Linked DNA regions of Mus musculus: region 1 is linked to region 2. A link is a loop called in an ENCODE intact Hi-C map of the cell type or tissue named here. Cell type or tissue: heart. All regions are shown on one strand.

The links. Hi-C counts contacts between places; a loop is a spot of excess contacts. Peaks named below come from ENCODE experiments on the same cell type or tissue, not always from the same donor. Only the 100,000 strongest peaks of a DNase experiment are listed, where the experiment ranks them.
Region 1: it touches region 2 in a loop (5-fold over the local background); 26 of 42 quality-filtered maps call a loop at or near these places.

The regions. Positions count from the first base shown.
Region 1 is chr2:130,408,487-130,416,486 of GRCm38, reverse strand. No RefSeq gene overlaps it. Among named protein-coding and RNA genes, the nearest start is that of Tmem239, 6.0 kb to the right of the region's middle. In heart, a CTCF peak has its summit at 1,844 (motif pointing left); a DNase peak (open chromatin) is centred at 4,526.
Region 2 is chr2:130,287,538-130,295,537 of GRCm38, reverse strand. It overlaps a transcript of Ebf4 not described here. Among named protein-coding and RNA genes, the nearest start is that of Ebf4, 4.4 kb to the left of the region's middle. In heart, CTCF peaks have their summits at 3,664 and 3,867 (motif pointing left); DNase peaks (open chromatin) are centred at 377, 1,847 and 3,896; H3K4me3 peaks cover 1,071 bases; H3K27ac peaks cover 877 bases; H3K27me3 peaks cover 2,846 bases.

The DNA.
Region 1 (8,000 bases), 120 kb before region 2:
GGACTACAGATGCATGCCACCATATACTAGGTGCTAGAGGCCCAGACTGAAGTGCTTTCATGGTAAGCACTGTACCAACTGAGCCATCTCCAAAGCCCCGTTTAACTGAATATTTAAAAAGAATTGTCTGTGGATTTTTTTATTAAATACATTTTAGTTTACTGTCGATTTTTGATGACTTTATCCAGTTAAAAATGTTTCTGTCCAGACCATGAATGGATGAGAAATAGTAAAATGGGGACTGGATAGATGAGTCAGTGATGAAGTGTGCCAGTACCCACATGTGGCTCACAACCAGCTCTAATTCTAGTCCCAGGACATCTGATGCCCTCTTCTGGCCTCTGGCACCAGGTGTGCATGTGCAAGAGCACACACACATGTGCTCATATACATATACACACGTGTGCTCATATATATATATATATATATATATATATATATATATATATATATATATATATATTACATACATATATATGTGCACACATTGGTGAAATGCCAATACACATTAAAAATAAAACCAGTTAAAATCAAACTTACGAAAGGAACTGAATACTTCCCCCACAGGTCAGAAGCTATGTTAGAGTTTGGACAACAAAACGACTTACTGGCAGATGGCAGATTATCTATGCAAAAAAAAAATCTAACGGAAATCTATCTTTAAAGGTAATTTAGTACTAAGTGAATGTACAAGTTAGTTACGATCCACACAGGAAGACTTTGCCTCAAGGATATGTTTACTTGGGGTCAGTAAAATGACTCAATAGGTAAAGATGCATGCCCCCAAGACTGATGACCTGAGTTCAATTTCTGGAAGCCATGTAGTAGTGTACAAGGGGGCACAGTAAGGGAACTGCAGACATGGCTGCTCTATGTTATAGTTAAGGTTTTTTATAGATATGAGAACAGCTAGAGGTACTGGAAAGTTCAGAGCAGAGAGAGAAGTTGACCAGCCATGTCGAGGGCTAGGGACATGAGAGAGAGGAAGGAATAGTGGAGATAAGGAAGGTGAGTAGCTAGGGCATAGGGGTTGGGGACAGGAACTTGGTGTTGGGGACTTTGAAATGTGTAAGTACTTGTGAGTAGGGGTTTGATATGCAGCCACAGATGCATGTCAATGGAGCCATCGGTCCTTTTGCCAGAGGTAATAGAAATGACTCCCTTTGGTAGGCAGGATCCCTCTGTGAGCACCAGGCACACATGTAGTTCTCAGATGTGCATGAAGACATAATACCTGTACACACAAAGGATAACATTTTTAAAATGTAAAGACAAGTTATTACAGGATAGACTCAAAAAGTGGAGAAGTCACTGCATAGCCATCTGAAGAAGATTCATTTCTATTTGTAATTCATACCATTTGTAATATCAAATATTAGCTGGAAATAGTTCATAACTCAGAATGTTAAATTTTAAATTACAAATCTAGAGGAAAATAGTTGGTAGTCTATTATTGGACAAAGATATTCTAGATATAACACCAAAAGCATAAAATATATAAAATTTTTCTTGAGGCAGGGTTTATGTAGTCCTACCTGTCCTGGAACTCAATCTCACAGAGGTGTGCTTGCCTCTGCATCCTGAGTGCTTATTAAAGGTATGTGTCATCATATCAGGCCCATAAAATAACATTTTGATATGCTGTTGTACTGTGTGGTCCAGAGAATGATGCGTGAGAGTTTATTAACTATAGAGGCAAACTAAAAAGAATAAGTGGCGAGCTAGAGAGGTGTTCACTGGTTAAGGGCACTGGCTGCTCCTCCAGAGATTCTGCAGTTTCCAGCACCCACAGGGTGGCTCCTTCTGTGACTCCTGTGACTCTAATTCGGAGGGATCTCATGCCCTCTTCTGGCCTTTGTGGGAACAAGGGAAGCACATGTGTAGAGACATATATGCAGACAAAACATCCCTACACATAAAGTCATTAAAAAGTCATTGAAAAGAATAAGTAACAAGGGAAAAGCCAGACCAGGCATGGTGGCGCACGCCTTTAGTCTCAGCACTCAGGAGACAGAGGCAGGAGGATCTCTGTCAGTTTGAGGCCACCATGATCTACATAACTTACGTGAGTTTCAGGACAGCCAAGACTAAATAGACCCTGTTTCAGAAGGGAGTTTTCAGAGGGACTTTCCAGTACCTCTAGCTGTTCTCATATCTATAAAGGGAAAGATGGGAAAGAGAGAGAAGAGGGGGAGGGAGAGAGAGAGTTAAGCATCAACTTGAGTGCTCACAACACCCTGCAGAAATGCACTAGGGAAGCATTCAGGCAGTCAGCTAGATTCCCAATAGAAAGAACCCCAGGTGGGACAGTGTTTGCTTAGGTGGAGCATCCAAGTGAAAGAATAAATAGCAACAGAGATTTTTTTTTTAAAGATTTATTTATGTGAGTACACTACAGTTGTTTCCAGACACACCAGAAGAGGGCAACAGATACCTTTACAGATGGTTGTGAGCCACAATGTGGTTGCTGGGAATTGAACTAAGGATCTTTGGAAGAGCAGTCAGTGCTCTTAACCACTGAGCCATCTCTCCAGCCCCAGCTATAATGTCTTAAAGTCAGGCACAACATCCAGTAGAAACCATCAAGGGAAGTTGAGGCAGTCCATCGGATTCTCGGTTGAACTTTCTAATCTCTATAGATGAGCTCTCCAGGAATGAATTTGTGGTTTTCTCCCCTGCTGTAGACGCTATGTTATGGAGAAACATTAGTAACCTCTGTTGAAAATGGTGTGCCCCCTAGATGGAATCCCGACCCCTCTGGGAGCCTTAGCCACGACTGCACTTTCTTGGCCAGAGCCTCAGATCTCTGCCAGCTGGTGAACCTTGCCATGTTGAGCACCAGATTCCCTACACTGGCATTTTTGGCATCTTCATGGTCCAGGCCACCTTGATGTGGAGTAGATACAACGTTAAGCAGTTTTGCAGTTCTCTTCCCTCCCTGTCACAGAAATTAGGCCAGTCTACCCTCACACAAAGGGGAGTTGGAAGACACTTTGAGACAAACATGCTTGGGCCTGAAGTGGGGGTGGAGGAAGGACAACACTGCTTCCAGAGACAGCTTCTTGGTGAACTCAAACCAGTGTAGTTCCTTGTAACTGTATTTCATTAAAACGCAAAACTCCTGTTCTCCCAAAAGCTGTTAAGAAAAGGCAAGCTGTAACCTGGGAGAATGTATTTTCAAATCAGACTATCAGATAAAAGACTTGATTCTAAAATAGAGAAGCACTCCTTTGTCTAGTTTAGAATAAGTAGCTCTTAAAGTCCAGTAAACTTAAGGGAGTGCAAACAGTTTGAACACTTAAGGAAAGAAGACAGATTGTAAATAAACATGTCAACAGATGGTCACCATCTTCAGCCACTAGGAATAATCCCAGTATAAACCATGACAAGGTAGCACCATTTACTGCTGGAATGGCTAATATAGAAAAGATTGTACCATATGGTCTGGCTCTCTCACCTATAAGTGTTTATCTACACAAAACAGGAACCGGTTCATATGAAGACTTCACAGTTGTAATAATAAAAGCAGAAAATGACTCAGGCCCATCCACCAACAGGTGGCTTAATTAATTCGGTACATCACCCATTGGAATACTACTCGGTTATTCTAAAAAGTGAACTGTTGGGCTGTGAGGACAGCTCAGTAGGTGAAGTGCTTGTCTTGCAAGCATAAGGACCAGAGTTGGGTCACCAGAACTCACACAAGAGCACTAAGTACTGTGCCACACACTTGAATCTAGTGTTGGGGAGACAGAGACAGACAGATCCCTGGGGCTGGCTGACCAGCCATTCTAACCTAATTGGGGAACTCAATTAGGAAATTGAGGAAATAGAGGTTTTCTTGAGGCTTATCATATGGCCTCTGAGCATGCAGACATACATGAAATATTGATGCACACACTAACATTTTCTATTTTATTTGTCAGACATTTAAAGGCAGGGAAGAAACTATTGTAGAATTAACATGTTAAGTTAATCTCTTTTAAAACTATCTTATTGCAGTATCAGAGCTCAAACCCTGGGCATCACATGTCAGCCAGGCAAGAACTCTCCCACTAAGCCACATTCCTAGCTCTAACATATTTTTATTTTTAAGATGGAAAATACTTGAAAGGTGAGAAGTATAAAGGAAGCAATGGCTCCATTACAAAATATGAATGGAAACGTTGACTCAGCTGAAAACGATGTTTTACAAAGTTAATTGTATCCAGATTCTCACCAAAGACACCCAGGGCCAAGCCAGAAGTTGGAATCCCGGCTGTCCCAGGATTCTCAGCTGAACTTTCCGAGCCTAAAGTTTCTCTTGCTGGGGTAGCCAACTTAAGATTTAGGAAAGAAAGTTAGGAGTCAGCAAAGCTGTCATCCTGATGGTGGTAGACTTGCTATTTCTCCATGGCCCCCAAGTTCTGCCCCATTCACCTCAAGACTGACATCCAAGCTTGTAGAATCTTGCTCAGCCTGAGGGACCCTAGCCAAGGCCTTTACACGGCCAGGGCCACAGACTTCCGCCAGGGGGCGCGCCTCACTACATTGAGCACCAGATTCCCCGTGCTGGGATTTTGAGCCTCTTCCTGGTCCAGGACAGCAGTCCTTCGCCTTGTGGATGCCCATGGTCTTCGTATCCCAGGCTGGGCTTGGGATTTTCTTATCAGTGTCAGGTTCTTGTCCACCCCCTTCTACACAGTGTTTGCCAGCTGCCCTCACTATTCCTCTCCACTTAGCCAAAAGGGGATTTCCAAAGGCCACTCTCTAGAGCAGATGTCTGTCCAGTCGTCCAGGACCGCAGACGCTCCCCTCCCCCCATCCCCGCCAGCAATCTTCCCCCTTCTTCCCATTGCACAGCTGAGCCCCCACAGCAATGGTGGGCTCTTGATTATGGTCTTTTCCCCCTCGCTGTGCAGGTTGCCTCCTACTCCTGGATAGTGAGGTTTTCTCACTCCTCGCTTTGGCCAAGGACCGGTCACCCTTGCGCATGCCCTTCAGAGTCTAGTCTTACCACACTGGGCCTTGTAAGTTTCTCAGGCGCTGCCTGTCTTCCTTCCAGGGACGCCTTTCCTGCCTGTCCCTCTCAGCCGGGCGTGCGCATCAATGAGTGCCTAGGTGCGTACCTTCCCTTTTGACCATCTTTAGAGATCCTTCTAGGTCCTTTTCTCCCTAGTCCTTGAGGCAGAGATAGAAAGGTCATATTGCATGTACTACACACGCACCTCAGTATCAAGATAATATACTGGTATGAATCAGCTGAGTCATACCTGACCATCTTTTCTGGGTAAAGCAAACCATTGGTAGAACCCAGCCCCTCATTCCAACCCCATCAGAAACAAAACACAAAACACTGGGTGAGGTCAGGAAGGGCGGGCAAAAATATTCACACAGTGGTTTGGGACATCAGGTCAATTGGGACCCCTCTTTCCTCTTGGCTCAGCTGGAAAAGCTTGGGACACATTGACTCCAGTGTGTGTGTTTTCCATTTGCTTTCATTTTAAATCCTCTAAACTCAAAGTGGACGGGTTTGTATACTTAAGGGATTTCAGGGATTATTTTGATTTTTGTTTTGTTTTTTGGTTTTTTCGAGACAGGGTTTCTCTGTGTAGCCCTGGCTGTCCTGGAACTCACTCTGTAGACCAGGCTGACCTCGAACTCACAGATCTGTTTGCCTCTGCCTCCCAAGTGCTGGGATTAAAGGTGTGTGCCATGCCCAGCGTTCTCTTTTCTGCAAGCTCTCACACGATATCCCACTCCATTTGCTTGGGGCTAGTCCTTTGTGCCACTCTGTTTCTTGGTGTTCTTGCAAAAAGAAATACTGTTGTGCCACTCTGTGTTTTAAATGTGTGAAATGAGAACTGTGTTTTATACCAAGATCTCAAGACTGATCCAGGTAGCTTCTGCCCCTTCTATTGCCCCCTCCTCGGCATGCTTTTCCCTCCCACATTACCGTCATCAACAGCACAATACGATCCTCAACTGCATGCCCTAACACAGTGCCTCAAAAACACACCTGTCACCTTGGAGTCTTGGAAAATGCAGGCTCAGCAGTCTAAGTTGGAGCTGGAAAATCTTTTTTGTTTTTTCTTTTTAGATGTGGTCTCATGTAATACAGTCTGGCCCCAAACTAGATATGTAGCCAAGGTTGGCCTTGAACTTGTCCTCCTCCTGAGTGCACTTCCCCAGTGCAGGATTACAGGCAAGAGCTTCACTGCCAAGTTTATGTGGTGCTAGGGATAAAACCCAAGGCCGCATGCTGGGCAAACACTCCACTAAAATGAACCACATCCCCAGCCCTCTAGAGTCTTTTTTTTTAATTTAATTTTTTATATGTATGCGTGCTTACATACATCTGCACCACATGAATGCCTGGCAGTCATATGGTGCAGATACATGTAAGCCCCCCATATATATATACATACACATATATACACATATACATACATATGTGTATATATACATATATGCATATGTGTGTGTACACACACACAGATATATAGTCTGTAATTGAAGTTACAGATGGTTGTGAGCGCACATGTAGATTCTGAGGACTGAACCAGGATTCTCTTGTAAGAATAAGTGTTCTTAACTATAGAGTCATTTTGGCAGCCTCACAGAGTTGCTATATATCTGAAAAGCTAAGGGAGGCCTAGACTGCACTGTTTGGAACCATGTGTCAAAGAGCAAGGCCCTCAAGGCCCTCTGTGAGAATTTGAGTTTCTTGGTTGTAGAATATAAGAGCCTCTAATTAGGTAAGGGCAGCCTGTCTGTGGTCCTGTTTCACTGTGTCTCCCCATCCCACAGCGGCAGGTCAAGGGGCAGGAGGTATATTTTGATTCAAGAAAAGGTGAAAAAGCCCTTTGTTGTTCTCACCCGCGGTGCCCCCTGGATATGGTCTTGGTTAACTCCTCCTCCCCTCTTAACTAGAATGGCCCAAGGTCTCTGCAGTGATGTCCCTGGCCAGTGATACATGGTCCAGGCTAGGCATCTTAGTCTCTATTCCCACCACAGACAACTTTGAAGTCCCTGCACTCTAGACATCTAGACTCATTAGGCCTGGGCTTCCTCTCTAACAGGAGCCATAGGATTTTCAGTTAAGTTGTATTTTCTCCAGTCCATGTGGTTTTCTCTTTACTAGCCTCTTAAAGTGCTCTGGGACTCAAACAGCCTGGCCTTGGTGCTGAGTAGTTATCCTGCTCCTAATAAAAACAGTCACTGTGTGTGTGTGTTTGTATGTGTGTGTGTGTGTGTGTGTGTGTGTGTGTGTGTGTGTGTGTGTGTGTATTACGGCCAGATGTCCCAAAGCAAGTGTCTATGTCTTTGTTATATTCAGGTAGAAAATGAAATTCAGAAAAACTTATCAAGGCTGGGAATGTAGCTCACTTGGTAGAGCGCTTGCCTAAGATGCAGGAAACCTTGAGTTTGATCACTGGTACCAAATAAAGTAGGCACGGGAGCACATCGGTGTAACTCTAGCCCTTGGGAGGTAGGGGCAGGAGGGTCAAAAGTCAAGGTCATCCTCAGCTACACAGAGAATTTGGGGACAGTCTGAACTACGTGTGTGTGTGTGTGTGTGTGTGTGTGTGTGTGAGAGAGAGAGAGAGAGAGAGAGAGAGAGAGAGAGAGATTGAGAGAAGCAGATAGCAGATGAGGAATAGATCATTAATGGAGTAACATCCCTATGTCTGGCCTTGACACACAGCCGCACTGCAGGGGGAACTACAAAATGAAGCACTGGTTTGGGGTTTTAGGCACTGAAGCTATCTACCAGTATGAAGATGTCTACCAGGAACACAGAGTTCAAAACTCTGTCAGGCTTTGGCCAAAATGAACCATGGCTCAAGGTGCACGAGTGTTTAGAGGGCTTCAGAAGCAATGATTTTCAGGTTAGATTTAAACCAGATAAAGAGCTGGGAAGCAGCAGGGATTGGGTAGAGGTCAGCAGTGGATGAGGACTGAAGTCTGGGCCCCAGCTGGGGGCAGATCGGCTAACATGTCTGTCACTTGACTTGGTA
Region 2 (8,000 bases):
TCGGCGGCGGCGACGGTGGTGGCCGGGGCGGCAGCAACAGCAGCAGACGCGCGTCCCGTGGAAAAGCAGGGCCGGCGCCGGGCCAGCAGACGCAGCCGCCGCCAGGCCCCCGAGTGCCCCGGCGCCCCGGGCCTGCCGCTGCCCCGGGCGGCAGCACCTGCAGCAGGAGCAGCAGCAGACCGGCCGAGTCCCCCCGGGGCCCGGTCCCCGCGCCTCCCCGCCGCGGCCGCCGCCGCCCGCCGCTCCCCGGGGCCTGGCCGCGGGCCCTGGCCATCCCGCCGCCGCCGCCGCTCCCTGGGGAGCGGGAGCCGTAGGGAGGGAGCACGGGCAAGAGGAGGGCTGTCGCAAGCGGGTGGGCCCAGGGGACTCGGGGCCAGGGGAGGCGGGGGCGGGGCGCGAGGCCGGCCGAGGGGCGGCCAGGGACGTGACATCATCGGGGGAGGAGCGGCCGGGCTGGGGCCGCGGCGGCGGGGCGGACCCTGACGAGTCCGTAGCCGGGCTGGGGGCCACGGCCTCGGTGGAGGGGCGCCGGGAAGCTGGCCCAGGCCAGGGAAGATGGGGAAAGGATGGGCTGGGGGCTGCGCGGCGAGGAAGCCCGGCCTAAGCAGGGCAGCTCGTCCACACCACGCTGGGGAATCACCACGGCCTCCCCGTCGCCACCAGACGAAGCTCCAGCATCTTTGTGGTCCCATCTTCTTCTCCTAAGTATGCGCCGCCCTCTCCTCAGCCAACGCTTGATTCTAGGAGTCGCTGCACCCTTGGTGCCACTTGACCTCGGCTTAACCTCCGCGCCTTAGCGCTTAAGGGTCTCTCACCTTGTGGTGAAGATGCGGCCCCAGGCAAGCTGAGCTACCCGAGTCCTGCACCTCCCATTCTTGTTCCTGTCCCTGGATTACCTAAACTTAAGTTTACATTCCCACCTGAGTTTTTGAGAAATCTCTTGCTTCTGAAAGCAAGTAGACGTTTCTGAAAGGCTCAGGTGAGCTGGGCTCTTAAACCTAAGTCCAGCTCACCTCCTTTTCTCCAGCCTTCTTTCTGAGTCCGTTCATCTTTTATATCTGCACAGAAATCATCTGGCCTTCGACCTTGGGGCTATCAGCAAACCTTGGTTTGAGTCCAGCAGTTTCCTGCAGAACAGCAAAAGGTTGGGTGGCCTTGTTCATGCTGCTCTTTGCACTCTGAGATCTTCACCTTCCTGGGGGTGAGATGGGGGATGCTCCACGTCAGCCCTTAATATCCTGCCTAGCACTGATCCACAGAAAGGACCCCAGTGACACTAGAGTTCCTCTGCCTCTTCTCCTGACCTCCTGGGTCTCTACTCTCCCTCTTTTTTGCCCAGTTTTTCAACACCTGTCACCTGTGAAGGAGGAAGAAGGGGCACTGCCAGTCTCACGCAGACTTCTCACGGTCTTGGCCTTTACTCACAGAATAATCAAAAGCAGGTTTCTCAAAAGGAATTCTTTTCCAACTGGCCTCTACATCCCTTTAGATGACTCTAAACCTTGCCCCTCATAGTATGGCTCCTGGATCAGCAGCATTGACATTGGTAGCTTGTGACAAATTCGGAATCGAAGACCCTCCCAGACCTGTCACGTCAGAGCCAGCATCAGAGAGCCGGAGTGCTGGGATCACGCATGCCAGCTACTACGTCTGGCTAAGACTTCCCATTCTTAAAAGTCCTTCCCCTTCTCCCTACCTCCTACAACCTCTGCCCCTCCTGTTTCTGCAGCAGTTCACAGGAGTAGCCACCAAGGCTGCTTTGCCAGGCTCGGCTGGCTGCTCCTGGAGACTCACAGTCTGACTCCTCCCTGTTCTGAAACTGTTGCTTCTGCTTTGACTCCGTGGTCCTCTTGGGGCTTCTGGCCCTCCACAGACAAGAAGTGTGATCCCTATCTCCTCCCACCCTATGAGGATGCTAGGCTGCTGTGTATACCCCGCCCCCTCATTGTTATTCAAGAATCCATGTGTTCCCCACAGTCTGTGAGGCTGTGTTTGAGAAGACCACATTCTAGCTTGGGCTTCTGTCTTCTGTCTGTGCTGCCCATCAACCGGGGAAATTTGAGCTGGGCTGGATCACGGGGCAAGACAGGAGCAGGAAGAGCCCCCAGCACAAGTGACTGGGCTGGTAGGCCACAGTGGTACAACTTAGTTCCCACATACTCACCCTTCACAAGCCAGTGCACCCTCTGTGTGTGTCCATATCAGCGCCTCCGGCAGCCCACAGGCTTTGGAGTGGGATGGGGCAGGTAATCTCTGATACCCTTGTCTCCCCCTACAGCTACCACGGTGAGGTTTCCCATGCCCTTCTCTCTGCCCCAGTACCCACAGAAAATCTGATAATAACACACTTCAACACTAGATTCTACCCCTGCTTAAAGGAGATACATAACCTGTTCTCCTGGCAGCTTCCTCTTCTGTCCCCTGGGTGTCCACCCAAACACTCTCCATCCTCCTGCAGGTTTTAAAGTGTTGCTTGATTTGGAACATGTATAACCTTCTTAGGAAGAGTTCAGCAACCTCTCATGGCTTCTCATATTTAGGGACTGTTTAGGGACATTCTAGGCTTTTGCTGGCTGATCCAGTATCTCTCACCAGACAGTCTCCTTTCCCTTGCTTGCCTGACAAAGAACTCTCCATTGACTGAACTCCCATACTCTGGGCTGGGTTTGTTTTGTTTTGTTTTATTCTGCTGTCCCCTTCAGGAGGAACGCTTGAACTTAGGCATTGCTTCTTTCCAGGGCACAGTGGACTGAGCCCCTGTGCCTTTTTGGTGATGCATTGTGGCTCTAAATAGACTTGAGGGACAAGTGCTCAGAAATAACCCGGGGAAAAGGAAGAATAGGCTGGCCTGGAAAGGCAGCACTGGGAGACAGCGGGCATTAGTGGGCATTATCCTGACCTGCATAGTTTCTACTCTACCCTAGCTAACCCCATGGGATAGAAAGGGACCAGCCAGGATGATATTTGAGACTTAGCAGGCCTTGCAGCCTCAGTGAAGGGCTTCTGGGTTAGAGCTGCTGAACCAAGAAGCAAAGGTTCTGGGAGACTCGGGGTCTCTCCTGGACAAATGAGCCATTGAGATCAGAGTTGAATCGCTCTCTTCAGATCCAGCCACACGTCTATTTCTGGAATAATGTTTTATTTTACATTATTCATCTTGTTTTGCGGAAAGATTTACCCCTTTCTACATACTAGGATTGCTTTACAGGCAAGACTTTAAGGGTTGTGGAAGCGTGGCCACAGACAGGGGAGGCTTGGTCTGAGCCTATAGAAAATGCCTCTCCCTACTCTGGCCCAGGCAAGGTCTCACTTTTGGAAGAGCCAGAAGCTCTTACCTCACCTTTTTGCTTCATGGAAATTGGTGCTCATGCTCAGAAAGATTCTTGTCATGTGCCCAGTGCTAGAGCATAAGCGGATAGAGCCCAGCGCTGTCCCTCCACCCCCACGCTCACAGTGGCAGTTGCATGAACATCAATGTGATTCCCAGAGGATGTGGACTGTCAGAGAAGCAGGAGGAGTAGTGAGACCAGCACAGGAGGGCCCAGGCCTGGGAGGAGAGACAGACAGACCTATCATCCAGAAGGATGAGCCAGTGGAACTGGAAGACTGGCTACACCTCAAAGGTGGGAGCGCCCTGCACCTGGGGTGTCATGATGGTGCCTCCCTCACCATGCTGATGAGCTGAGGGTTGGTTTTTTTGTTTTTTTTTGTTTTTTCTTCTTCTTCTTCTGGTAAGTCTGGTCTTGAGATTGTACTGTTTAAACAGAAGAGCGGATTTTCCCCATGCCCCAGCCCAGTGAAAACCCGTGAGAAGCAGACAGTCTGTGTTTTAAGCACCTAGTGGACAGTCTGTGTACTGTACTAGAGTGCCCCCTGGAGTCCCCAGAGTGTTAGGTTGCTGTTTGGATTCGCTTCCTAAGTCACCTGATGATTAGAAAATTATGGCTCCTCGCATCCTCCCAGGAAGTGCAGAGAAGGGCCGTCTCAGAAAGTCGCCCGGAGGTTATATTTCAGCTCTCTGTCTTCCTTGCCATTCACTGCCGAAGTCTCCTAGTTGCTTCAAGAAAAAACAAACAGCAAACACATCATGGTGATGGGTCTTGCCTGGGAATCTTTCCTATCCTGGCCTGGCCTGGTGTCTCGGCTGAATCATTCAGTCCTACATAATAAGACAATGGGAGTCACGATGTTGGAGCCTTTGATGAAAAAGCTAAGATCCCATTTCCAATCTTTGGCCTGAAACAAAGGCAAGCTCTACACCTGCCTTATTCTAGGCTGTTTATATCCCTGCCAATCACTAGGAATCAGCCAGCCTTATCCTCACTGGGAAATAGGAAGCGATTACTTTCCCTCATGATGTAAGGAATGTTCACTCTGTGCGGTTGTGCAGAGCCATGCTTTCCTTTTGACTCATCTCCTTCCTGGAGAAGCCAGAGGCTGTAGCCTTCTAAGCTAAGATGAGAATGGCAGCGAGTGCTGTCTCTGGATGGCTGCTTTTAGCTGCCTAAAGGTAATCTCAAAAAACTCTTGAGGTTGAAAAGCTCCACATGGCTGCTGGTTTTGGTTTTTCAGAGACTGTGACTATTATTTAGGTGGATCAGGAGGTCAGACTCTTGCTTGCAGTATCAGTGTGTACGCACTAGCGGTTTTGTCCCAGAAGGAAAATAGAAGTAAATCCATGAATTATTCTGTTTGTATTCTGATTATAAACTGGTTGCTTACTTGCGTGATCAGGCTTAAATGGCTCAGTAGCAAATATAACATGTATACGCACGCATTTACATCTTAAGACGTACGCAGTGCTACTTACAAATCAGCCAACTCCGGATGGAAGTATCATACTACACATTTCCTTATCTTTGTTCGTAGGCTCTCTCACTATGTAGCTTTGTCTGTCTTAGAACTCACTATGTGGATCAGGCTGGCCTCTAACTCACAGAAATCTTCCTGCCTCTGCCTCTGGAGTGCTGAGATTAAAGGTGTGCACTATCACACCTGACTATTTTCTTACCTGTGTGGAGGAAGGTGTGTGTGTGCACGTGCACTTCTGTATATCACTCTGGAAAGCTATCACTTTAGAAGTGGGGGGCAGGCAGTATAAAGTATAGGGTTGAGCAGGAAAGGCTGTTTTTCTTGTTGGGGTGAAATAGAGAGAGGATGTAGCCGAGACTGATTCTTCATGAGGCTTTTCATAGGCTCTCTCCAATCTCTTTGAGAATTCATTGTGATATATTCATATATATAAATATACTGAAACATGTGTATAATATACATATTATATATAGTAGTCATAATTGTAAGTTCAAATTCTTTTTTTTTTGTTTTTGTTTGTTTGTTTGAGACAGGGTTTCTCTGTGTAAGCCTGGCTGTCCTGGAACTCACTTTATAGACCAGGCTGGCCTCGAACTCAGAAATCCACCTGCCTCTATCTCCCGAGTGCTAGAATTAAAGGCATGCACCACCATGCCCAAGTTCAAGTTCTTTTAAGGGCATTCCCTCCAATTTATACACTTCAGCTCCACCCCCAAACTAAATCTCCTGATGGTACCTAGAGTTAAATAAGAACAGTGTATGTCCGAGACAATAAAAATATAAATTACTATTCATGGTGGCTTATGTAGATCTTTGTGAGTTCAAATCCAGCCTGGTCTACATAATGAGTTACGGGATAGCCAGAGCTATGTAGAGAGATCCTGTCTCAAAAACAAAACAAAGCAAACCAAGCAACAGCAGCACTGAAGTGAAAGGGTCCTTGCTGTCAAACAGGCAGGTGGGCAGTGGGGAGCAATAAGGATAAAAACCCACAGCAGACTGACCTCGTCAACCTGGATCAGCCTTCCGGGGAGTCTAGGGCCAGGCAGTTCATTGTCAGCATATTTAAAACGCTATAATTTGGGAAAAGGTTTCTAGGCAACAATCAATCCAATCAGTCCAGTTCCAGGTGCACAAGAAAGCTTAAGGCGTGACTACATAGAGACTCTTTTACAAAGTACATGTGACCAAGACAGTGGGTTCTACAGCTAAAAGGCCTACAATCTACTGTGGTCTCTGACCGATGGCTTAGGGGTCAGCAGACTATAGAGCACTTGTGACATCTCCCCTAAGGGTGGGTGATGGTCTAGGGAGAGAAGAGATCGGGATGATTATTCTGAGGAATGTGGGTGAGGTCTGCCTCTATAGCAAAAGGTGGATGAGGGAGGTCCGCCTCCACAGATAGCAAAAAGGTCACCAGGTTGTTAGCAACCTGCACTCTCAGCTTTCTGAATGGAATGCAGGGATTTGATTTTATCTCCTCCACTGAGGAGACGCCCTGAAAGATTAACATTCCTGGTTCTCTTAGTGCTTCTCTAAGACTACAGGGACCTCTGTGGCACTTACAATTAAGGCAGGGTCAGTGGAGAGTGAGCTATGCCCCTTTCTGTCTGTAGCTTTTGGATTTTTGTCTTTTCTTGATTTCCCCCCTGCTTTTCTGCACCCATGATGCATAGAGAAGTGCCGGGCTAAGTAGATGTGTGTGGAGTTCAGGTTTGTGTAGGGTGCAGAGGTCAATAGCTCATGCTTGGCTGGATGTGTGACGTCACATAGGTTATCCCCCAGAGCTGAGCCCGCTGAGCCCGCTGAGCTCATGCAGCTACTGCCTGTCACCTAGTCCCACTTCATCTTGCTGGCCATCCCATCCCTAGAAAGGGAACAAGAGCTCTTGAACCTGGACTGCGGAAGCCAAGCTTTTGGAAAGTGTCGCAGAGTGGACCTGCGGTCTGGAGATCTGATATGAATAGGGAGCTGCTTTAATTATGCCCAGCTTCAGTTACCTCACGGATACCTTGGGTACTGGAGGGCCTGTCATGTTAAGTTTTCAATGCTGCTTCTCTCTCTCTCTCTCTCTCTCTCTCTCTCTCTCTCTCTCTCTCTCTTTCTTTTGGTTTTTCGAGACAGTGTTTCTCTGTGTAGCCCTGGCTGTCCTGGAACTCACTTTGTAGACCAGGCTGGCCTCGAACTCAGAAATCCACCTGCCTCTGCCTCCCAAGTGCTGGGATTAAAGGCGTGCGCCACCATGCCCGGCTTCAATGCTGCTTCTCAAAAATTATATCCAGTTTGCAGCATTTACTGACTTGTGTGATGTCTGAGTTCCTACCCTGATTGCTTTAAATGATCAATGTGGTATAACTGAATGGGATGGAAGGCGGGGCGTTTTTTGAGAAACCCTGTCTCAAAAACAAAACAACCCCCCCAAACAAACAAACAAACAAACAAAACTGAATGGGATGGAAGGAGATGGACACCACAAGAAGTTTCCAGAGCCTGTGTGATCTGACTGCAGCATACTCTTGTGTGAGGGTTAATGACTGACGCTCTTCCTTAAGCAGAGTGTGGGATAGTGAGGCCCCAGGTTCTGTGCTAAGCTAGCTATAAGTGGGCAATTCTTTTTTTTTTTTTTTCTCTTCTGCTGACATGTGGATGGTAAGTGTATTGTAGGGTATCCACCAGAAAAGACTACTTGGACATGGGTTTAAGCCAATGGAAAGTCTTTATTAGCAGGCTAGTGACTATACTGTGTATTCCAGTGTAGCTCTGAGCTTTTCTCAGGGTGAGCTTTTAAGCGCTCTCTCTCTCTCTCTCTCTCTCTCTCTCCCTCTCTCTCTCTCTCTCCATACACACACAGACACACACACAGACACACACAGACACAGACACACACACACACACACACACACACACACACACACACACACACACACACACTGGGTGGACATACTTCAGCTAACAAGAACAGTTAGCCAGAAGTGAAACTACAGGAGCCAATAAGCAAGGTTAGTACATTTAGAGACTTTCCCAGAACTATGGCGTTTGATGGATTAGGACTTTGTTTTCCTTTGGCAAGTGGTGCTGTCTACATGCTGAGTTTTATGGCCTGAATGGCGTTTCTACCATGGAGTCTGTCTGGGAGCCTACTACCAGTCCATGATCAACTTGAAACTTATTTCAATCACAATATTTAA